2 separate regions of the Homo sapiens genome follow, and region 1 is linked to region 2. A link is a loop called in an ENCODE intact Hi-C map of the cell type or tissue named here. Cell type or tissue: Calu3. All regions are shown on one strand. Each heading gives the region's core, and the rest is flanking DNA. Links, peaks and the distances in the headings are about the cores only.

What was found. A loop is a pair of places that touch in the nucleus more often than their neighbours do. Peaks named below come from ENCODE experiments on the same cell type or tissue, not always from the same donor. Only the 100,000 strongest peaks of a DNase experiment are listed, where the experiment ranks them.
Region 1: a loop joins it to region 2, with 4 times the contacts of the local background. A loop is called at or near these places in 1 of 110 quality-filtered maps.

Annotation. Positions count from the first base shown.
Region 1 is chr12:60,169,917-60,175,313 of GRCh38, reverse strand. No RefSeq gene overlaps it. Among named protein-coding and RNA genes, the nearest start is that of SLC16A7, 580 kb to the right of the region's middle. In Calu3, for the core only: no CTCF peak of the experiment used is centred there; DNase peaks (open chromatin) are centred at 1,513 and 2,503.
Region 2 is chr12:60,254,922-60,260,318 of GRCh38, reverse strand. No RefSeq gene overlaps it. Among named protein-coding and RNA genes, the nearest start is that of SLC16A7, 660 kb to the right of the region's middle. In Calu3, for the core only: no CTCF peak of the experiment used is centred there; a DNase peak (open chromatin) is centred at 3,028.

The sequences.
Region 1 (5,397 bases), core at 114-5,113, 85 kb after region 2:
CTTGCTGAGAAATTATCTTCTCTAGCAGTGGGAAACAAATGACAGGAATGAGAAGTATAACTCAAATTAACTATATTTTTAACCATTTTTAAGCACTTTTAACAATTCCTACTGCTAAATGTCCTGAGCTTCCACTTAATGCTGTGAATCAGTGCTGTCTAGCAGATGTTAACAGAGACTTCCTTAGACTGATGGAAATACAGCGTTCCCAGAAGTTCCCATGTGCCCAGAATCTCATTGCTAAATAGCTTTATAAAAACATACACTAAGGGGCAATTTTCTTAGTCTATTTCCAAAAAGAATCAGAAGCACTAAATCTTAGGACTGAAGGCTCAAGATTATAGGCCAACTTGATGTGCCAGAGTTGTATAACCTAAAGGAAAGATACTGCCATGAAAAGGATGCATGATCCATTGATTGCACTGGAGGTAATTGGTGATTAAGTAAATTTTATGTGCACACCAACCTCTTTGCAAAATGTCTTATTATGTCCAACACATTAGAAACCATGAATCAACATAAAAACAATAATCTCCAAAAATAATGAGAAAAAAACTAAATTTGTGCTAGGTTGAGTCAGAATTAGATTTTTGGCAAGAATTTTAACTAGAGGAGTGTAACATGAGGAAAAACAAACACAAATGCTATGACTTGGTGGTTAACTGATAGAATAAGGTTCAGCCTTTTGGTGGGTACATGTCAACACCTTGACCAAGTCTCACTTAAGAAGAATGAAGCATAAGGTCCAGATGAGAGAAAGCAAAAGGAAAACAGTTCTGAAGAAGCATGACCTCTTTAAAATTGTGAGGTAGGTGACTGTTTAGGGGTTAGAGAGAGAGCCACACCTGAATAAAGCTTGCCTAATTTGGACAGAAGTTGTCTATCTGGTATATACATTCTAAGTTTTTGAACTTCAGTTTCTTTTTCTGTAAAATTCTGTAAAATATTTCTGTAAAATACACATGCTCTCTAATGTTTCTGTGTGATAGGCAACTGAGATAGTGCATGAGAAATAATATGAAAATTAGAGAAAACACTAGTTACAGAACTGGGGGAGAGAAGTATAATGTCAGTGTTGTAGTGAGAATTATGTAATGTTGGAGAGCACAGTAAAGTGCCAGTACAACGAACTCTGTAATAAAATGAAATACAGTTTACCTAAGTTTTCTGTTTCTAATGCATCAAGATTGTGAACAAAATATAATGATCGAATTTCCAGTATTTTACTGGTCTGCAAACAAATTTTATATTTATCTCAATTCATTTTAAATGTGGAAGATCATCACCATTTTTATATTATTTTCTGACACTTTTTAAAAAGGTGCTAATGGCCCAGGTACAGTGGCTCATGACTATAGCTCCAGCACTTTGGGAGGCAGAGGCAGGCAGATCCTTTAGCTCAGGAGACCAGCCTTTCTCTACGAAAAATTAAAAAAAAAAAAAAAAGTTGGGTGTGCGCCCTGTAGTCCCTGCTACTTAGGAGGCTGAGGTTGGAGAACTGCTTGAGCTGGGAGGCAGAGGTTGCGGTGAGCCGTGATTGCGCAACTGTCTCGAAAAAGGAAGGAAAAAAAAAGAAAAAAATACTAACGGTAAAATATCAAAAATTGTTGATTAAATTTACAAAGCATCAACAATTATTAAATTAAATTAACAAAGAAATTAATGTGGCAATTAAATTAACAAGTAAAGGATCTACAATTATTGAAAGATACTGTTTATTTAAAAAATAAAACTAAATATGGGTGAACAAACAGCTCTGAAATTAACTGCCAATTAAACATCTAAAATTATGACGAAATAGAGATTTCACTCCTCTTGTCTATTTAAGTCTAATGTGTGTGTGTAAGAGAGAGAGAGAGAGCAATTAGGCTTGACCTCCCCTTTATTGAGGTGCAGTGGCCTGCTTGCCATCTGTCATGCCCCAGATTACAGTTTATCAGCTGAATCAATTAGTTCATACAACAGAATTTGTTGCCAACCTCAGTTTTATTTTCTTACATGATCTCTTGAAAGGAATACTGTTTTACATAGACAAACCTCTTTCATGAGCAAATACCAAAATGTATACATTTGCTTTTTACACTGGGGGGAAAAACTTTATACACAGCACACCATTATTTGTGTTTGGTGTTTTGTTTGCCGCAAAGCAGCAATCATAAATAACAGCCGGTAGAGGACAGAGACTCAGCCTTCAATAATATTGTTTTGGGAATACATCACGTAGCATTGAAAATGTCATATAAAATTCATATCCATAGCTGTTTACAGAGGGAAGAAAGAACATTTGTACTTTGCAATGCTAGCACAATTCTCCAAAACATTGAGAAAAATGCCGCATGTTCTGTCTTTTTTTCACACTTATTTTTGGTATCCGGAGCTATGTTTCAGGGTTATATTGATTTTCATTCTGGCTGTGGTTGATTAATGTTTCAGGAAGTAGTCAGGTGCATTAGTGTAGAGCTGAATAGAAATACCAGTGCACTTTCTCAAGTCAAAGTAGGGTGGGCGGGATGCGGCAAAACCAACCCACCTACTGATTTCATCTGGTAATGTGTCCACACAATAAAATGAATCTCTAAAAGTGACAGCCACACAGACTGGTTAACAGGAAGCTTGACACACTTTTCTATGCTTGCTATTGTTATTAACAACCTGTCAGCAACTTCTAGCAACCAATAAAATGCTAATGTTTTGTGAGAATATTAGTGATCTTTTCTTTTTTTTTTAATTTAGTCTCTAAGTTAAGTATGTTCACCTTATAAATTTACTTCCCAGAAGGTACATTCTTTAGTAATTGTTTTTTCTTGATAAGGATTTCTGACTCATTATAGGAAAACTGCAAATGTAATAGTTAAGGAATGATTCCACTGTAGTAACATTTTTCATCCTGACCCTATTCCCTGGTTGAGAAATTGCTCATCAGTTTACTGTTTTCTATTTGCTCCTTTGCCAACTGCATTTTTCTATTTTAATAGCTAATTTTCCACCATCCACAATTCTCTCTTTCATATCAGGTGGCTTTTTCATTATATGACTCTTACACGATGCTTACAGATTTCTCTGAAACTATTAAAATGTCCAACATATGTCATTCAGATAAACAGTCACACCTAATTATTATGACTTGCAAACTTCCATTAATTTCTGAGAAGGAAACACATATTGTAGAAATAACAGATAACAATTTAGACTCATTGATTATTATGGGTTTGAAAACATTACATTTTATATAAAGAAATATTAATGATAGAAAGAATAAAAATGCATTTAGTAAAACAGACAGGAATCCAATCCAGTTGTAATCAAAAGTTATTTTAGCACTTTGGAAGAAATCAACACTTTTTTGTAATCTTTGGCAGTTTGCACATTTGCTAAAATTATACAGCTTACAGAGAACATGATTAAAAATCCAACTTAAAGATGTCTTTAATAGTGCCAAAGAATAATTAACTTAAAAAGGTCCAGTAGCCAAATAATAATGAATGAAAAATCTATATGTGTAATAAATGGAGGATGTCCCTATATTCAAGGTCAAATGCATATGCTTACCCAACACTTCTTCAGTTTTTTGAAACAATATCACAAGTTACTTTGTACCAACTAATCACCGCTTTGATGAACAGCTTTTTGTTTTCCTAAAATTGCTGAATAACAGTCATTTCTTAATGCTGTCAAAAAATAATAATGTGGCTTCTTATTCACCTCATGTATATCCAGCCTTAAAAGAATATTTCCTTTTATGTGAAGTCAATTTATTTTCTCTGAAACACCTCTTCGGGAGCCCTAAAGTTTCAATCTAGACTAATTGCTTTCTTGACATGTTCCAAAACTTTTCTCTTTACTGAAATCTCAGACTTCTTCTTTTATTGGCATTATTTTGTTGTGGTTTATGAAATATCTTCCTCTGAAGGGTATTCAAGGAAAAAAAGTGTGTGTTCTAGAATGGGTAAAAATATGTTTATTTTGACTTCATATTTATTGCATGGGGATAAAATAAAATTGTCAAAAATAATTACATTGAGGAGATTTGAGTGTTATCTCTTCTGTTCCATTTTTTTAGGTGTTCTAGATATTGTTTTTTAAATTGAGATAATTGTAGATTCACATGAAGTTGTAAGAAATAAAGCAGAGTAACACCTTGTACAGTTTATCAACTTGACCAGATGGTAATTTTTTTTTTTTTTTTTTTTTTTTTTTTGGTGACAGAGTCTCACTCTGTCGCCCATGCTGGAGTGCAGTTGCGCGATCTTGGCTCACTGCAACCTCTGCCTCCTGGGTTCAAGCGAGTATCCTGCCTCAGCTTCCTGAATAGCTGGGACTATAGGCGCCCGCTACCATGCCCAGCTAATTTTTTGTATTTTTAGTAGAGACACGGTTTCACTGTGTTAGCCAGGATGGCCTCAATCTCCTGACTTCGTGATCCACCCACCTTGGCCTCCCAAAGTGCTGGGATTACAGGCGTGAGCCACTGCGCCCCGCCCTGATGGTAATGTTTTGTATGAAACTATAGTACTATATAGTATCACAATCAAGATGTGAACATTGATAGCATTCACCAATCTTATTCAAATTTTTCCAGTTTTGATTGTGTGTGTGTGTGTGTGTGTGTGTATGTGTGTGTGGATGTGTATTAAATCCTATGCCATCGTATCACCTATGTAAGCTCTTGTCTCCACCACCACAGTCAAGATATTGAGTACTCCCATCACCACAAATATTCCTCCTATTGCCATTTAATCGCCTCTCCCTCAACTCCTCGCCACTAGAAATGTGCCTCCATTTCTAAAATGTTATTATTTCAAACATTTTATTATATAAGCAGAAACATATATCATGTAAGCGTTTAGAAGTGGATTTCTTTTGATTCAGCATAATTTCCTGAAGATTCATCCAAGTTGCTTGTGTATCAATAGGTTGTTCCTTTATATTGCTGGTTAGTAAACCAGAGTGTGTATGTAGTACAGTTTGTCTAACCATTCACCTGTTGAAGAATATCTGAGCTGATACTAGTTGTTTAATATTACAAATAAAGCTACTTATAATACTTACATACAGATTTTTGTGTGTGTGAACATAGCTTCTTATTTCTTTGGGATAAATGCCCAGGGACGCAAGTGCTGGGTCATATGGTAGCTGTATGTTTAGTTTACTTCATATTCTACCAAACTGTTTTCAAGAGTGACTGTATCATTTTAAATTCCTATCAGCAATGTATGAGCAATCCAATGTTTCTTCATCCTTCTCGGCATTTGGTGGTGTCATCATTTTTTATTTTAGCCATTCTGATAGGTGTATAAAGTCTCACTGTGTTTTTTTTTTTTTTTTGCATTTCTGTAATGAATTAACGCTGCTAAACATCTTTTCACATGCAACTTAACATCTGTACATCCTGTCCGG
Region 2 (5,397 bases), core at 180-5,179:
CACCATACTACAGTTCTATGAAAGCGCATTACAGGTATCTGCCACTATGCCTAGAAAATGTATTTCCATATACAAATGTATATCTTAGCAGATGTATATGTGGTGGATATACATACTTGCTAATGTTATGAACATAGAGTATGGCACTAGATTTTTCACTTTAAAAAGACAGCATGAGTTTACCTACATAACAAACTTGCCATGTACCCCGATCCTAAAAAAAGTTAAAATATTATTAAAAATAAAGAGAGCACACATTTTATGCATTCATAGAAATAAGTAAGAGTCAATAATAGAAAGGTATACATATTTTAATAGTCTTTTGCTTGTGTTCCCAACAGGATAAGTTATTGACAATGAAACAATTTGTCTTAAATATTCTATTTTATATTTCTTCAAAAACGTTGTCTCAACAGCTTGACATTTGAAACTACTAATGATTATACTCACATGATACTAAAACCACTTTTATAATTGCTTCTAACCAATTTTTCTATATTTGCGATGGCTTTAGCATATCCTCTCTATCTTAAGTCTAGAAAAGTAATAATTAGACTCTATCCTTAACCCTTTTTTATTTTCATACTTTTTAATCTGATTCCATGTACATGTTGTCAGTTTACTATTTGCAACATCCAGCTAGAGAGTTAAATAATTTTTATCCTCCCTCATTTTTTATGTGGGGAACAACAGGCTTTGTGACAAGTCAAATGTTCCAAGCTAATGAATGATAGCTCCAATATTAGAATGCAATTATATCGTTCAAATTACACCTCAAATTAGGGTTTCATATAGCACGGAAGTATTGTTTGTTCTAGTTTGTTCTTCCTTGTGACTCATTTCTCTCATCATTTGTGTAATTTCTCAAATCAAGAGGCCATAGTAAGCATGAAAACCACATTATACCAGTTCCACCCTTCCATTAGTGTATTTATAGGCCCCTGTTATGTCATAGAATGAAATGATGCTTGAAATCATGAGCAAAACAAATGGACTAGACATATTTCCAACAGCGTGTCTGGTATTTCAAACAATTGATAAAATTCAGTTTCAACTTACACATGTATTATAAAATGTAAGATGCACATCTTTAAAATCTCTAGGATAAACAGTTCTCAATTATAACCGCATTATTAGTAATAGCTGTTTAAAAAAAAACTCAAGAGAATTCTCTCATGAATCTCTTCAAAGACAACCTGTTTTTATTCCACAGGAAGCCATGGAACACTGCACCTTGTTTCTTTAATGGCTACTTAATTTTTTAAGAATTGTAACACACTTCCCTTAAGTTCAAGTCACTTGCAGTTTTCTGTATAGCAGAGTAAAGGGTCCAACATCAATACACAAAGAACTTCTTTTTAAGTCTATAATCAATAGTTGCCAATGATGAATAAACATCAATTATTAACAATGGTTGTGGTTTAGGTTGTTTTACTTATGTCTGCCTTTAAAGCACTTATAATGGATTGCCACTGTCAAGTGCATCCATTAAACAGAGTTCACTCTTGCTGAAAGCACAGAGAAGGGGCAGAATTGTGGACAAGAGATGTTTACCAATCCCAGCTTACCCCTCTTTTATTAAAAAGCTTACTCTTTTTAATATAGTAAAAGTCCTTAATTACAGATGAATTTCTGCTACCCTATTTATAAAAGAAAGAGTTATTAGGATTATTACATATATACAGATTTTGTTGCACTTACAACAAATTCACCAGAAGATCAAAATTTGCCAAAGATTACACATTCTATTTTTCCGTAGAACATTTTCAAACTAAGAGTCAGGAATCTTGATTGGAATGAGGAAATGAATTACAAACTGAGTTCAGATAGAGTCTTGTTTAAGGCAGCGCATGAAAGCTTAATGGTATGAAGGGATAATACATAATTTTTTAGATGGGATTATTTAAAAACTCAGAGGACATCTATGTGAAGCAAATATTCAGATCAAACTTTATCCAAAATATCAATACCATGTTAGGAAAAAAAGACTTTGAAAAGGACTCACACGCATTTCAAAACTAGAAACCCAAGTAGGAGAACAAGAGACAGGCAAATGTTAAGAAATCAGTCACCATCTTGATTTCATACCAGGAGAGAAAATGGGTCAAAAGAGTAAAAAATAACGAAGAAATAAGCTACGGGACAAACACATAAATGTGCTTCTCTATGAACAATGACAAAGGAGATAGAACTATACTGAGTAAATTATGTGATGTTGAGATTAATCATCATGTGTACATTATCACTAATAATCAATTATATTACCAGTAACTGTAGTTTATGTGCTGGCTTCTTGCTTGTTTTCTCTTATATAAAGTATTTTATTTAATTCTTAACCTTGTATAGAAACTATTATGATAACATTTATTCTATGTGGGAAAACTACAATTCAAAGATGTTTAGTAACATGACCAAAACATTGCAGCTAGAAAATGAATAAAGCACAGTCAATTCTGTTGCCTCTTATTTGTGATCTAACATTCGTGTCTTCGATAGCAGACACTCAAGAACAAGAGTGTAACTCAAAATGCAATGTTTGATGTATATTACAATTTGCACTCTTCCCAATATCTTATCTCTTGTATGCATAGAATTGCATTAAAATTTTAATACACAGCATTTAGAGACCTCAATTTATGAGTTGGTATGTAATATCAGAATATATTTTCTCATTGTCAAATTCCAACTCTTCTGAAGTTCTACTAACAGTAGAATTTCTACTAAAAGTAGCAGCTGAGATTGTAGGTAGCATATAGCTCCTTGACCTGAAACACATTTTCTTCCAAACATTTCTTTCTTTCTTTTTTATTTTTATTTCTGAGATTTTGGTGCACCATCACCCAAGCAGTGTACACTGTACCCAGTGGATAGTCTTTTATCCCAGGCTAGTCTCAAATTTCTGAACTGAAGTGATTCTCTCACTTTAGTCTCCCCAAGTAGCTGGGATTTTAAGCATGAGCCACCATGTCTGGGCCATACTTTCCTATGATATGATTAGGGTCTCTGACACATAGCTCTGGAATTCAAGGTTTAGTAGACACAGGCTGCCCTCTTGTGCTTTCCAGCTTACTTTATTCACTCGAAAACCCACTGAGCATACACAACTGGGAGTTTCAAAAGGAAGATTTTTGTCCTCTCAGGAGATTTTGTCTCTCTATATTCTGCCAAGCAATTAGACATGTTGGACTTTCACAGACATTCTTCTCTGAAAGTTCCCCACAACACCTTCTTTCTGCCAAGGTTTGCTGGTTCTAAATACTTTAATGTTAGTTGATGGGCTTAATCATTTACATTCTTCCAGACACCACTGGTTTTATTGAATTGTATAAAGTATTTTTTCCACTTGTAATAATTTATTGACATAGATTATCACTGAAGTATGTATTGTGGAAATAAGATTTAAACATAACTGATAAGTACAAATAAAACAGACCTTTTCACAGTGTCAACACAATTTTTAAAATCAGATTGACAATGATTTAGAAATTTGATTCAAATATGCTACTCTTTTATGTAAATACCCCCAGTTTTTTGGTTCTTATTTGTCTGAACAAAAAAAAAATGCAGAGTCATTTGAAAATATTCAAGTATAATTTCCCAGACAAATAAAAGTTTCAATGTCAAGTTGTTTCTGGTCTCAAAGGTCTATTTAATTGAAGTTTTAGGGCTCAACATTTCTCTTGGATTTTATCAAACCTAGTCTAAACCAGATATCGATATCTGGAGAAGTAGATTAGTTTTAAAAAAAACTGAATTTATTGAAAAATGTGAATTTATTGTCTGTAGGATTCACCCACTTAAGTGTCTGTTGGAATAAAGAATGAAGCCTAATCAAGATAAAGAATCAGTTAATTTATCTAGGAGAAAACCTTCTTTCAAATGGTTTCAGTACAAACTTTGCTTATTTCATTGGCCTTTATATATAACGTAGTTAATCTCCAAACATTATAAATAATGAAACCTAATATCCTGATAAAATCACATTGAGGCTATATTTTCAAATGTCTGTGCTATATAGTATTTAGTTTGAAGGTTAAATCATTGCTTAATTTCTCCAAGATTAAAGATCTAAAATGTTTGCTTTCAGAAAATACAGAAGAAAGTGCCTTCCTATTTACCTTTGGGAATATTAAGCATTTAACAGGAGAGAGCATGTATTAGAAAGACTGAGAGTGTGTTATCTGAACCTTTGCTTTGTGGTCAAATGCTTTTTGCTGTAAACTGAAATAGCTCTATAAGACTCGATAACACATCACTCTAACAGGATCAAACATAATCAGACTTGTATCTAATCAACTTCTGAGAATTAAAAGATTTCTAAAACATTTCTTAAATTGATAAAACATTTTAAATTGCTAAGAGTTAAATGAGAATGGAAACTATTTTTTTCTTTGCAACACAAATTATAACAATTATATTTTGGAAAGGCAATTAAAACTTCCTAAACATAAAATATCTCCTATAACATTAATTATTTAAATTCCATATAGCTGGTTATGAAACATTCTATCCTATTAAGCTTTTTCAGTAATACTCACTACATTGAAACACTATGTAAAGAAGGAACATGGGGAACAAACATGCTATTTAGGACAAAAAGACAGCATTTGATCATTTTATTTCGAATTTGTTCAGTTTCTTGAGTTCATAGGATTATATCTGTTGCCAACTTGTGGAAGTGTTTAGGCTATTATTTACTCAGAAACATTTTCCAGCTCCACTCTTTTCTCCTCTTTTTCTAAGACTGTGGTGATGCAAATGTCACATACGTAATTATAGTCCAAAATGTTCCTAAGATTGTTACTTTTTAGTCTAGGTTCTTATTGCTGTTTATATTGGGTAATTTCTATTTTAGTTGTTATCTTAAGTTTACTAATTCCTTCCTTTGTATACCTTATTTTGTTTTTGAACCAATCCACTCATTTAAGAAAATATACTAAATTTTTCAGTTATAAATTTTCAATTTAATAGTTTATATCTTCTGTTTCTTTGTTGAGACCTTCTATTTTGTAATTCATCTCAGGCATTCTTATGATTGCTTATGTAGGCAGTTACATGACAGATGCTTTGACACCCTTGAAAGGCAGTTTTATAACTCTATAACCTCAGTGTTGTCATCTGTGATTATCTTTTCTTGTTCAAGTTGAGATTTTCTTGGTATGTCGTATAATAAGAAAGTTTTATTTGAAATCTGGAAATTGTGAGTATTATATTGTTGATCTTATTTATATCTTCTGATATAGCTGGTCCCCTGTGACACTGATCAATCAGAAGAAGGAGTAAGAGAACCATACTGTTATTGGCAGATGGTTTTGGTAGTTAAGGTTCCCCATGGGGCCAACGTTGACATTCCTCATTTATACTGAGGGGCTTGGGTTTTCCAGCTCTCCGCTAGGC